3 separate regions of the Homo sapiens genome follow, and regions 1 and 2 are each linked to region 3. The links are chromatin contacts, found by Hi-C or POLR2A ChIA-PET in ENCODE. All regions are on one chromosome and are shown on one strand. The core of a region is the stretch at or near the end of the contact, and the rest is flanking DNA. Distances in the headings are between cores, read along the strand shown. Region 1 overlaps TNS3 (tensin 3). Region 2 has its middle 280 kb from the start of SNORD151. Region 3 has its middle 230 kb from the start of IGFBP3.

Evidence for each region. A loop is a pair of places that touch in the nucleus more often than their neighbours do. ChIA-PET counts read pairs that join two places held with the same protein, here RNA polymerase II (POLR2A). Pooled maps may share reads with other maps.
Region 1: a map with no recorded cell type shows a loop between it and region 3 (12-fold over the local background). The contact joins two enhancer-like sites. A Hi-C loop is called at or near these places in 1 of 37 single-sample maps with no recorded cell type. POLR2A ChIA-PET finds 5 or more read pairs at or near these places in 1 of 52 experiments (BJ).
Region 2: a map of HepG2 shows a loop between it and region 3 (4-fold over the local background). The contact joins two enhancer-like sites. A Hi-C loop is called at or near these places in 2 of 168 maps with a recorded cell type or tissue (HCT116 and HepG2) and 4 of 50 pooled maps.

The regions. Positions count from the first base shown.
Region 1 is chr7:47,403,228-47,408,097 of GRCh38, forward strand. All of the region lies in intron 13 of TNS3 (tensin 3), which reads right to left. Among named protein-coding and RNA genes, the nearest start is that of SNORD151, 59 kb to the right of the region's middle. RefSeq lists an enhancer at 1-411. Within about 2 kb of position 2,769, at least 24 of the 41 ENCODE cell types and tissues checked have a DNase peak (open chromatin) inside an H3K27ac peak, as active enhancers do.
Region 2 is chr7:47,180,348-47,185,043 of GRCh38, forward strand. No RefSeq gene overlaps it. Among named protein-coding and RNA genes, the nearest start is that of SNORD151, 280 kb to the right of the region's middle. Within about 2 kb of position 1,449, at least 6 of the 41 ENCODE cell types and tissues checked have a DNase peak (open chromatin) inside an H3K27ac peak, as active enhancers do.
Region 3 is chr7:46,152,376-46,156,705 of GRCh38, forward strand. No RefSeq gene overlaps it. Among named protein-coding and RNA genes, the nearest start is that of IGFBP3, 230 kb to the left of the region's middle. RefSeq lists enhancers at 1,899-1,968, 2,116-2,410. Within about 2 kb of position 1,781, at least 5 of the 41 ENCODE cell types and tissues checked have a DNase peak (open chromatin) inside an H3K27ac peak, as active enhancers do.

The DNA.
Region 1 (4,870 bases), core at 1,519-4,018, 1.3 Mb after region 3:
CACTGCTCCTCCCGCAGCAATCCCAGCTCCCTCCACATACCAGAAGGGAGGAGAAGGCAGGCCACGGTGCCCAGGAGGTACAGAGTGGCAGGAGATGGGAATCGGCCTGTCCCAAACAGGTTCCTCTCCAGGCCCCATATGATTCTCCTGTAAGATTCCTATTTTTCACAGCACAAGCTTTCAAATACTCCTAAGGCTCCACAGTGAAAGAAAGAGCGGTCTATCCCACTGGCAGAGAACAACTGCTGCCTGAAATCACGTGGCCCTCCCTTCAGGGGTTTCTCTGTGTATTTTAATGCTAACTTTGTTTGCTGGCTTGAGATCCTAACGGCCTCATCATACACAATCCCTGTTTCATATTAAACCTCTTTCCTCTTGATTAATGGAGGTAAACACCACCCTCCCCAGTCCTCCTGACCAAATCATGAACTGACTCCAGCTTCTTCTGAAAGACACGGAAAACCACAGGATTTTCCCTAACTCGGGGCTCCCAGCAACCACCATCAACACAGCAGGTCAGATCTTGAGACAAAATCCACTCACCAACCAGGAGCCCTCCATAGTGTGCAATAATTATGCATTATCTACATCAACAAATCTTTTTAGGAGCAATGGCAAGAGATCAGAATTATGCTTGTAATACTTAACAGAAAGAACAATCAACATGGTACTTGGTACGAGGGCCCCCAAATGCCTCCCTTTAAGATATAATAGTAATGCAAACATTTCGTAAAGATTAGACTGATTCAAGTCTATAATTTTCCCTTCATCCCTCCGGCTTTAACTTTATTTACCTGGGTCTCCCCAGAGTGTTTCTAGAATATGTTGATCCTTTGCCTTCAGATTTTAGAATATCTGCATTTAAAATAACAACTCAAAGATGTGCAGTCACAATTTTGTAGCATAGAAAAATGAAATAAGAAATAGCAAGCACCACAACAAAGGCTGCGCACAGCCTGTCACCATGCTATCATAGAGCCAACCACAAAAGTACGTGGGTGTGATGTTGACATCACAAATCGCTGGGAGCACTCAGATCTTGAGAAAGTTGCAGCCTCTTTAGACTTTAAATTCTCTGACTGCAAAATGAGTATTATGATATTGACCTGGCTATGTTGTTATAAAGATTAAATTAGCACTACATATTAATATAATTCATTATCCAATAATGATATGCTATATTTATATGAATATATTATTTAAAGGGCATAAGCTTCTAGAGAGAGGGCACTTGGTACTCAAAAACATATAGGGTGAATGATGATCTCAATGGGAAGGCCTGTAAGCACTCTTGCTTTCTTTTAGTCTGATGAGGCAATTCAGAAACCATCGCCAAAATTTATTTTCTAATAGTGGTATAAAAATATGCCTGTGCCCGGCCGGGCGCGGTGGCTCACGCCTGTAATCCCAGCACTTTGGGAGGCCGAGGCAGGCGGATCACAAGGTCAGGAGATCGACACCATCCTGGCTAACATGGTGAAACCCCGTCTTTACTAAAAAAATACAAAAAGCCGGTCATGGGGGCAGGCGCCTGTAGTCCCAGCTACTCGGGAGGCTGAGGCAGGAGAATGGCATGAACCCAGGAGGTGGAGCTTGCGGTGAGCCAAGATTGCACCACTGTACTCCAGCCTGGGTGACAGAGAGACACTCAGTCTCAAAAAATAAAAATAAAAATAAAAATAAAAATATGCCTGTGCCCTTGACTGGACTGGACAAGTTGCTGGTGACCAGGAACGGAGCCCTGCCTTGACCTCATTTGCTCCTGGAGTACACCAAGTCGAAGGCAGACACATGGAATTCTCAAAGAAGTTATCCCTCAATCCAGTGTTTAAAGACACTGATGACTTGCTTAACTTTAGGCCACATAAGTGTATTTTTATTTCAAACTCTCCATCAACAAGAGAAAAAGCACCATGTACCAAGAGAGTCAAGGCTTAAGGTATCAGCCCCAGGAATGCCAGTCCCCAATTCAGAAGTCAGCCCTCAGGTTCCTATCATCCCCCAATGCCAGCCGTTGCTGGGCAGCTCCTATTCAGCTCTGCTTCCCCTAAATTTACTAAGCAAAAGAGCAGAACCCTCAAAGCATCCCTAACAGAAAAGAGTAACATTCTCACTCAATGCTCCACTGGTGGCCCAGGCAACTGTCTACGCAGGCCTCAAGGAATCTGTGAACTCAGAGAATGAGTTACAACCGCATATTTGGAGGGTAAAAAGTTAGATAGCTAAGCCCCATAGGTCAAAGACTTAAGTCAGGCAGGGCCAACACTAACCATGATTTCTTCACTTGGAGCTGAAAATGACTTCAGATGTTCGCAATATTGTAATTCATGACCTAAAGCAATTGAAAGGTGGGTAAATATTGGCTGCAAACGAAAACACAACCAAGTCCACTATGCTGAGATGACAGCATGGATTAAGACCCAGCCCAGTCTAAAAGGGAGAGGAAAAGGCAATCACAAAATAATGCTGTGATGCGTCCAACAGAGATCTGTAGAAACCTCTCCTGGGGCAGAGTCTCAGGAGAACACTTTCATTTTCCCTGGCCTTATGTAAGTGCCCTCGGTAAGAAACAACCAGCAACAGCACTATTTGTTTGTGAAAACTTCTTGAGCAGGCAACACCTTTGTTTACAAGTCGGGTCACTGGAGCGAGGTTCTAGAGCCAGCAACCATGAACACAAAATTCAAGTGGCCGTGGATTTGTCCAAGCAGGGGCAGCAAGATGAAGCATGTGTTTACAAACTGTGGACCTGAGAGCCGAGACCAGGGAGGGAGCAAGCCGGATCAGGCCCCTGGAGCCCTGCCAGACTCCTGATGAGCCCGCTGCCCGCATGAATTCCTGAACAGGGTTACATAACGCCTCGGCTGCCCTCCCCATGGCACTGTCTGACAATGCCATATTTACTAAACCTCTTGAGGTTCTGCCCTTTTGAAAGGAGCAGACTTAAGAATCTGACCTTTTGGGAAAAGCACACTGCAAAGATGGGATGGGTCAGGTGTGCAGCTGGGAGGGGCCAAGCAGGGATGGGCTGGCTGTGTCGAGGCGAAGGCAGACGGTGGGTCAAGGTCAGCTTTGCTGTTGCCTGCAGCAGCTCCATCTGCTAGTAACTGAGTCCAGGGAGTGGCAAGTGGGGCTCTGTTTTCCCAAGTCACTTTCTGCAGTTAGACTTGACTCTGGCCCTTCCTTCTCTGTGAACTTGACCACTGTGATCTTTGCCAGTAAGTCCCAGTGCAGAGGCCCTCATGAGGAAAGCCAGGCAGATGTCCCTGCAGGCAAGGCAGACACCAGAACCACGGAGGGGAAAACTCAAAGAGGACAAGAGGCCTTTTGAAGGAGGAGGATTAAGGATGGCTACCCCGCCTGGGAAGCCACTTTCCGCCTTCAAAAGTACACAGACAGCCTCAGAAAACACCCAGACTGAGGGCACCAAGCCATCTGCAGTCTTCAGGGTGTAAATCTATGCACATGCTTTCTGCTCGTTAGGATCCTCTCCAAGCCATGACTGTTGCCAAAAGAAATAAAACCACCTGCATATCTGAACTTTACACAGAAAAGGCCCTGTAACTTCTTCCCCCACTACAGCCTTCTCAACTTAAGGATTGCTCAGTGAACCTGCAGCAGGGCACGTCACGCAGGCACAGGGAAAAACTGAAGGAAGGGCAAAGTGAAGGCGGCGTGGGCATCCTGTGCTGAGCATGGCAGAGTGGGTCACTGGAAGGTCGGAAGAGGCTGGAGAGGAGGAATCCGGTGCTGCTCCTGCCCTGCACACCCTCAGAACACCCAGAAGAAGCATGAACGGGAGGAGGGGATGGCTCCCGCTCCTCTCTAGGGATGCTTTGCCAATAATGAGAAACGTGCAACCGCATTTTTTTCTTCCTGTGTTGTTCCCTTAGGTCGTTTTCAGAGGGAGTCAACAGCACTGAGATTTCTGGGCTTTGGCAAAAGATGCACTCCCGACTCTGATGGGAGTGCTGGCAGTGACACCCTGGGTTTCTACTCTCCAGGTCGACCACAGATGTGAGCTCTGCTGTGAAGCCACTCCTTCTCTGACACGCTGGAAATCATCTCTCCCACCTAACCTTTAGCTCTTGCCGCCGCGCACCTTCTGCCATGCTCAGTTCCACCTGCCCTAGCTATCTGCATGCTCATCTCCCTGAAGGACCCAGACTCCCGGGAGCAGGAGCCCTGCACTGCCCACTCACGTGTCCACCGCATCTTCTCATGCAGGCCGCACGCTGAACGTGCTCAGGATAAAGGCTGGTGACAAACCACAGCCACAGGGACTGGGCCGTCAATGGCACCTGACTGCGCTAGTAATCTTACTAAACTTTCTAGGAGAGGTTTATTTAATAAACAGACTTGTTACAGGCTGAATGGTGTCCTTCCAAAATCCATAAGTTGAAGGTCTCAGCACTTCAGCATAGGGCTGTGTTTGGAGATGGGGTCTTCACAAAGGTAAATTAAAATGAGGTCATTAGGCTGGGCCCGAATGAATGATAACTGGTGTCCTTGTAAGAAGAGATGAGGACATAGACACACAGAGGGAAGCCCAGGTGAGGACACAGGGAGAAGACAGCCACCTCCAGGTCAAGGAGAGAGGCCTCAGGAGAAACCACCCTGCCCACACCTGGATCTCAGGCTCCCAGCCTCCAGGACTGTGGGAGAATCACCTCTGTTGTTTAAGCTGAGACCAAAGGGTGAAGCCTGAGTTGAGAGGTCAGGGCCAGGGTGGGTGGACAGTGCTAGATCAGCAGGGCTTGGGGACAGAATGGCGGGATCAGCTGGGGCAGCAAGAGGCGGCTGGCGGGTTCCAGTGGCCTGAGGGACACAGAGTCTGAATGCCAAGCAGGTTAGAGCCAGCAACAGGTAG
Region 2 (4,696 bases), core at 199-2,698, 1.0 Mb after region 3:
CAGTTTCCCATGGCAGCTAGGCCAAGAGATTCCTGATCAGAGACTGCCATCTGCTGGATGAAGGGGATGGCCAGAGGCTTCTGTGCTTCGTTTTGTTTTGTTCTGAATTCTAAGAAACAAATTGCAGGGCAGATGGGGTCTGATTAATGCAGAAGGGAGTGCTTTTGGCATTGATTGACAAGGAAATTGGCTTTTCTGATGCAACCATAATGGATCAGCCATGGTTACGGCTTTCCCCTGTGTTAGCCCTCAGTAGGGTTATGTCTACCTCATTTGGCAGAAAGTTAAGGCTCAGCGAGGCTAAACCACAAATACAGAGTTACCCAAGTAATAAGCAATAGAACTGGGACTGGGACCTTGGACTATTAGATCCCAAAGATGCTTGATCATCCCAGAGTGAGTCAGAGGCAGTTAGAGGATGAGATTCTTAGGCAAGGAAGGAAGTGAGATGCTAGAAGGGTCGCAAGGAAGAAAAAGAGAGAAAGAAAGGGAAGAAGGTTGGTGGTGGGACCTAAGCTCCAAACACTCTCCGTCCTCACCAGGATGGCTCAGGATGAACCCAGAGCTCTCACATAGATGGACAGACTCACAATGGCCAGGAAGGAAAAAAAAGGATGAAGACCACAAGTAGGTATAACCATGCACTTGCAGAGAAGAGGGGGCATATTGGGCTGTGAGATTGTATAACCAGTGCATCAAGGGACACGGAATCAGTGGCACCATTTCCTGAGTCTGCAGTATAAAGGTTAGCTGGCTGCCCAAGGAGAAACACAGCAAGTCAAAGAGAGGTCAGAGGTTTCTCCCTGAGGTCTTTATACAGAGATCATGATGTAGCGTAGTCAAGGACAGCCTCACCGATGTCCTCATGGCGAGCAAAGTCATGCATTTTACAGGGCTCTGTCTTAGAATGTCCCTGCAATGTACATTACATTTTAGGAGCATTCAGGAAAAGTACTGCAATAAAAGAAAGCCATGTGGTCCCCAGAGCACTCTGATGATGTGGCTTAAGGCTGGGACCAAATGAACAGTATTGAACACTAGCAAATGCCTAGGTGCTTGTCTCCGTGAGTTTTCTTTGCGACGCATTTTGACAAGCGTGGGATAGCTCTGAGTTTGACATTTTATCTTCTGAGATGAAGCTGGAGAGAAGCCAGTCCAGGCATCCCGTGCTGCAGTGGCTTTTAGGGGAGCTGAGGACGGCAGTCTTCCTGTGTCCAGGCCCCCCAACCAACCTCCTCCACAGATGGGCAGAAGAATCTCAGTGAACTGCATTAAAATTGGTCTTTACCCCATGAAAGATTGGCAGTGGTGCAGGAAAAAGAACAAAGGGCCAAGCCTCAGTCTCCCCATCATCAAATTAGAAGAGTTAGCTAGATCCGTGATTTCAAACTTCCCTCAATCCAGCTCCCTGCTCAGCCCTGTCCCAGCCCGGCCCCAGAGTCCTTCCCTGAGTGCTGCAGCTGCAGCAGGACTGAGAATTCCCACCCTGAATGCTACAGCTGCTTCCCAAGTATGAAGCTGAACAAATGAATTTTCTCACCAACTTGCTCACATGTCTGACCTGACAGTGCACCTGTACCTCAGCTCCTCCTCTCTGCAGTCCGCCTAGGGCCCTCCCCACTACACTAAAGAGAGGCGTTACCTGTCCTAGGAATAGCACACTGTTCCCTGCTCTCCCCCCACCATGCCCCAGCAGCTTCCCAAGCTTGGCATTCCTACCAATTCATGTAAGCCAATCCCAAAGGACTCTATTTATAGTTTTCAAATATTGGCACATGAGCTGCTTCCAGCCTGCCAGGTACTTTCTGAGAAAGAACACAGTACAGCTCTCTCTTGCTCGCTCTGCCTCTCTCCCTCCTACCTCTCTCCTTCTGTGTGTGTCTCTCTCTCTCCCCAAATGCTGCTTTTAAGCCTATCAGCCCCTTCACCAGGGACTGTGAACACAAAGACCAATGCAAAAAACATCTTCAACTGAAGCCATTCCAAATTGGAAACAAGCCACCATCCATGGAGAGTTTGGGATGGTTTGGAAAAAAGTATTTTGCTATTGCCAAAGTTCTAATTCAGCATCCTTTGAAATCTTACATTCAAGAAGTAGTCCTTATATAACACAAATTTGGTGAGAACATTCCAATGCTCATCATTCAGGTGTCAGGAAAAGATCCAAATAATAAAAAACTTAAATGAGTCCTTATTTTTTTTTCCACTGGGGCACATATGGCATTCACATGTAAGAAACACTCATAAATGTGTGCCCAGTATTACCCACGACTCACTGGAACCCCAGGCCAGGGGTGGGGACCACAGACACTGAGTGATGGTACAGGAAGAGGAAAGGGGTAGGCCTCCTCCACTGGGCAATGGTTTACTTCTGTGACAACAGGGTCTCCATAGCACAGCATGGTGCCCAGCATGATGATGGGCATCGTTCCTGCACCCTGGGGTCCCCAGAGCTGTTTGGGGTCCCACTGATGGGATGCAAGTAGAGATACCGGACAAGAGCTGGAGTGAGCTGAGGCTGCTAATGTTGCCCCATGGCAGGCATCAAAAGTTTCTTCCTGCCCAGGCTGGGTTGGAGCAAGGAAGACCCTAAGCCTCCCCAGCATCTACCGTATTGTTAGATCTGGAAGTGGGAGCCCTCAGAGAGTATAACTTTGAACCCTATCACAAAATGCTGATATAAGACACAAACAGAGAGCATTCCCCTCTCTGTGCCTTGGCCCACACCTGGGATTGGTGGAGCCTCACATCTCTATGACCTTTAACCTTCACCATCACTGCAGTTGCCTGACTTCTCTTGTTGCCAGAACACACAGAGCTCATAACCAGGGAGCATTTGCAGGTATTTCTGCCTCTGTCTGGAATGCTCTGTCTCCTCTCCTTTTCACTCTGCCACCTGGCTCTCCCTGTTGGAAGGGCCACTATCTGAAACTGCCTTATGTCTTCATATGTTTCACGTGTGCAGCTGTCTCCCCTAGTAGAATGTAAGCTTCAGGGGACAAGGCACTGTTTTATTTATCACCATACCTCCTGCATTTAGCATGTTAATTAGTCATAGTATTTGTTCAATTAGACATGGCAAATTGATACTAGCTACTCTTTATTGAGTACCTATAATGTTGTCAGAGAGTTCACATGCCTTCTGGGAAGTTCCCAGAACAATTCCATGAGACACAAACCTCACACCCAGCTTCAGTCAAGCTGGAATACTATCATTAATATATGCAAATTCAGTAAAGGCAGCTTTATATGAAAGTAAGGTACCATTCCCTGAGCCTTCTAATGGGCCATCTGACCAGGGGAGCAGTGGGAGTAGAGAGAAGTGGGTGAGTCCCAGGGTCAGATGTGGAGGGTGAAGCATGTTCACATGTCTGTGCTCCTAGGAATGTACCCCTGCATCTGGGGTGATGCTTCAGCCTCACCCACAGTGCCCTACACACCTGTCATGCACCATTTACTGGAATGGGTTGTTAGGAGAACGTTCTGCACATTTACAGGGTTTAACCTTCATCCTGGAGAAAAATCACAGCCCTCAAGCTTCAAAGATTCTCATAGAAAATTTCTGGAAAATAGAGATCTCTAGAATTACAAGTCAGAATTGATGTGATTCTTCTGAGACTGAACTTGGAACCAATACAAATGAGAAAAAAGCAGAAAGAATGTGCGCCAGACCCACGTCTGCCCCACCCCCCGCCACTGCAGCCTTCTACTCCTCCCCACCCCGTCCTACAGAATCCAGTTCTGACCACCGCTGTCACTCAGCGTCTCTCCAGTTATCCCCAAGGGGCTCGTCAGTACCAGAGAAATGTAAACTAGAACCACGATCCAGTGCCCCTTTGAACCATCAAACTGGCAAAATATAAAAAATAAGAAACCAAGCATTGGTGAGGATGTGGAGCAGTGGAAACCCCCCTACACTTCCAACTGGAAGGTAACGTGGCCCAACCACCTGGAAAATCAATTTGACAAAATTTAACAGAACAGAGCATATACAGACTCTACAACACAGTCATTCCACCCAAAAGAGACAAGTGCCCATGTGCTTGGGAGACGGCCAGCTGTGCAGAATGGCTCTCTGCCCACTGGAAACCAAGGAGGGAAGGCAACAGCCAGCACTCCCTCGGGAGTACAATTAATAAACAGGTTGTGGTATCTTCTTCGCACATGAAATATCATAGAGCAATACCAGTAAATGAACTCACCACATCTGCAGGCTTAAGAAAAATCATAAGACCAAACCAGAGAAATTAATAAACTACAGTTACATCAACAAGTTACAATGTTTCAAACACATACTATTGCCTGAATAAAAAGTCAGTTTCAGAATGGTGGACACATTGTAATTCCATGTACATAAATTTCACAGTAGGCTCCACTAAGCAACTAAGCAATGCATTGTTTTGAAGAGTGGATGTCTGAGATTAGACTATAAAGCAAAGGAATGTGATTAACATGAAATCCCAAGCAGGGGTCCTCTGGGGTGGGAGAGGAGGAGGCATCTAGAACACCTGGGGAAAGGTGTGCAGAGATATTTAAGGGTATTGTGTGGGGAATTCTATAGGAATTATTTGCGTTAATTATTATTATTAATATTCTTTAAAATGTACAATATGTTTATATAGTCTTTACTCTTTAGAAGACATTTCACAATTTAGGGAATTAAAAATACAAAAGTAATGAGTCCTTCATGTTACGA
Region 3 (4,330 bases), core at 531-3,030:
GGTGAAACTGTGACAAAAATTAAGACATAGAGCATTCCCATCACCTCAGAAATTTCCCCTTTACTGTCCATCACCCAACTTGTCCCAGCCCCAGAAAGCTGCTGATTGCATTCAGTGACTACACATTCACTTCGATGTTTTAGATTTCCTAACAAAAAATTATACTGTATGGAGTTTTTTATGTCTGGCTTCTGTCAAAAAACAACACTCCATGAATATTTTCAAGTTTTTGCATGATCTGGGCTTTTAAGCAAAAAGTCCTGGCCACCTGGGCTGAAGGATGATTGATGGTAACCATGTCTGGGAAGTTAGAGATGGGGAGTTATTCCAGAAACACTATGGTTCATCTGCTCTGCAGCCATTAGCTTACATTCCAAAGGGCAATGGACCTGAAGGCTTCTCCTTCCCACCTGAGAGGATCTGTTTATGTCAAAAAAAAAAAAAAACAAAAAAACCAGGTTTCTCTCTTTCCTCCAGAGGGGGAGCCAGGCAGCTGTACCAGCCACCCACATAAGCTGCAAGATTTATGATTTGGAGCTCCTTCTTGTGGCACAAACCAAATCACATGTGTAGGTGCCCACTGCTCTTCTTGCATCGTCCCATGGGGAGGGGCTGCATGGGGAACTGACACAAGATGCTCTGTGAATCATCAGGTCTGTCTTGGATCCAGAACAACATGCTTCCTGTCAGAACCAACCAACCAACCAACCAACCAACGACCCAACCAATGCATACATGTAGAAAAGACTTCACGGCTTCTTTCCCTCAGCCTTGTTTTAGAGACCCACCCACATTCATGTGTGTATCAGTAGTGGCTTTCGTTTTATTGCTGAGTAATATTGAATTGTGTAGACACACACAAAAAAATGTCAACGGTAGACCACCATAAAAATTTTCTAGGAAAGTTCAAAACTTATTTTTAATACACACACTCACACGCACACACACACATGCCCATACACACAAACACACACATTATGGTGGTCTACCATTGACATTTTTGACAATACTTTCATTTTAATGCCAGTAGACATACTCCTCTTGCAAATCCCACTGGCTCTAAGAAAAGCATATTCAGCTTGCATGCATGTGACCCTAAAAGTCAGGTGAAAATCTAAAAGGAAAAGCAGGTACTCCTGTGTATTTGCCTGTGTTAGGGGGAAGAAAAACTTGGAGACTTTAGCAAAAAACAAACAAACAAACAAAACAGAACAAAACAAAAAATCCTTCTAAGGATACATTGTCATTTCTCCTAAACATTCGGGCCATTATCAGCAGGCTGTGGTGTTAAGTCTTGTTTTTTCCTTTCTCACTTCCATTTTTAGCCCACAGAACTAAATCTAACTCATTTTAGGTAGTGCAATGTGAGACACATCATTTGATGCTTCTGACACTGAGGTCCCACAGCTGTGAAGGAGTGTCATGTTCCCTGGTCCACCCACCATTTAGGGCATCAAATCCTGGGGCTCTCTACACAAACAGATCTTGTAGATCTACATGTTTCTGACAACTATGTTGCAGCAGATAGCAACTACTTGCTGGAGGAAGGGTGGCTTTTCTAATGCATTGTAAAGGCAGTTTGGGCTGGTTGTGGAACAGAAAGTGCTGTGTGGACTGGATGACTGTTCTAGCCACACACTGTGGAGGGTGAGGTGCCCGCTCCTTCCACAGTGTCACAAGTTGATGTCGAGCCTGCAGAGCAGAAGCTGTGAAGCACCTGCCTCTCCTGAGGGCAGCCTGGAGGCATCACCTGCTGAGTTGTCTCTACCAAGCTGAAACACACACAGAAACCTCCTTTAGCAATTCTCCACGTGGACCAGTCACTGGAATTGCAGTGCCCTGGGCAAGAGATTAGTGAGATTTCACCAGCTAAGCAGGGCTGGGCTTTAGTAATGCTTGTTAGGGGATTTCCAAATGGTGTGGGGAGAGAATGTGTAATGCCTTCCCCACCTTTTGGGTGATATCACCTTTGAGTAAAACATAGTAAACAAAGTAAAAAATCCTGAGGGCAAGCCAACGAGGATTCTGGGGAAGGAATTTCTACTAAGCAGGGTAGTGCTTTCTCCATGGCCCTGAATCACCTGGCAGGGACTCAGCCTTGGAGGTTTCTTACACCACAAGATCATCTGTCTCAAACGTAGCCAGGGGGAAGTTAAGGGCAAAAGCTGATGTCAGAGACCCCTAGAGGCCCCTAGAGTAGTGGCTCCCAGTTGCTAGATGACAGCATTGTGCACTGTTCCTCAGGACACTCTACTTTGTTTAGTTTGTATAAACCAGTGACCTTTGCTTCTGCTTAGGCCACATGTTTCTGGGTAACTTTGCCACCCATGTACATCGTACAAAGTTCAAAAGTTGGGGCATTTCTCTGCCTCCTCCTGTTGCCTCATCAGGGATAACTCTGAGTTATCATTAAAACATAATGGATACATTTTAAACAAATTTTAAAATGAGATTTTTGTATTATCCTATTTTTATTAAAATATCGTTTGCAAATCTAATTCTCATTTTCCTGATTGTATTTTTTTTTTCCATTTCCAAGCCAAAAAGGATTACAAGAATTTTAACTTTGGCTTCTTAAAAAGAGCTAACTTGTTCTGGAGCACTATTTGCCTTTTTGCTCCTCAGGTCGAGACCACTCATCTCAGGCACGCAGAGGCTGTCTGTGACTATCCCAATTAAACAACTTGCAAGATCCTTCAAGCCAGAATTCAGGGTCGGCTCCAAGTGAGGGACACTTCACTGTTCTCTTCCACAACCAGACTATCATCTCTGCCCTAAGAGGAGCTGACAAGTCCACCTAGCAGACTAAAGAGTTGTGTACCAGGAGTCTCAAAGCTGTCTTCTGATGACCCACAGCTACCTTTCTGGGGGTCCTGGGGAGGTCACTTTCCTCATCTAGGTCTTAATCCCTTTTTATGAGATTGAGAGTTCTGAATGAGAACTACAAAGAACTGTTTAATTCTTGCCATCCAATGGCTAGAGGAGCATTTGGCGTGTGCCAGATATTCCCCGCTGGCCCCAGGGACCTCCTCTGCACCCCTTTCTGCCCTACTGTGCTCCCTAACAGGCGGACCTCTACCAGTGTTATTTCTGGGTCCCCTGCCCTCCAGCCCCTGGTTGGGGGTGGCCAGTAAGATTCACTAGGTATTAAACCCAAGAGACAGATATTTCTTCACTGTTAGCAAAGTCAGTCAGGCACCAGGAGAATGTCTCTGTGGGTGTCACTTAAGGGACTTTGGACACCTATGCTTAGGCTTGTTCAAATAAATGACATGTGAGTACTTTGCAGTTTGATAGTTCTATGAATCATGAATACAGTGCAATGAAAACGTCAACCTATAATGTTACCAGGGATTAATTGCTATGGATTATCATTCTTCTCTGCCTTGCTTTCTGCAAACATAACATTATTCCTTAAAAAACATATACACTTATGTGCACAAACACATGCACACATGATGTTTTTAGACTAATTAACATAATTAAAATTTTCTGAAATAGTTAAGTGGAATAGACTTTTTTCCAAAAATGACAGTTTCTTCTCCAGTGAAGAAGAAAAGACACCTCATAATTTAAACATTTCATTTGAAAATATATTCTCAGAAATGTATAATGTAGATATTGCTTTAAAACAAGCTCATCTTATGAATATTTCTCCAATTTGTCTGTAAGTTTGCCAATTTTTTTCTCCTTGGGTCAGGGTGCAGATATGTAGTGTGTATCAATTAGCATGATATATCTGCAATGTTTATATTAAAAATTACGAAAAACATGCTTCTCGAAACATGTAACTAGATACCAGTTAAGGGAGTCTCTGGTAGCCATGAAAATTGCACTCAGGGGACCCATAAGGTTAGCATTACATTGGAACAGATGATTGCCTAAGATTTGTAGCTGTGGGGACAAAGCTTTTGTCAGATCATTAAATCATATAACATCATAACCCCTTCTGCAGGAAGTCTGGGAGCCAAAATGGGATTGCTGAAATTTATGAGCAGAAGCACATGCAGTTTACTAGATAACTTGAAATAGGTAGAGCAAAATTGGAACCTCCCGACTCACTGAACTTGCTCTCCCCAGGCAGCTGTTGCAAATGGCCATGGTTTCCATGAAGAGTGCACAGATGGCTCCGTCCTCACAACTTCCTTAGAAAGATGGAAAATGGAACTTGTCTTGATGACAGTGTCTGCTAGGTTCATCAACTTCTGAAATGTGGTGACAGAGCATAGACTATAACTCATGGGTAAAAGGACATTGCTTAGAAGCAAATAGTAATATTTGTCAGGGAAGATCTTGAAGAGTTCACTTATTAAAACATTGAGTTGACATC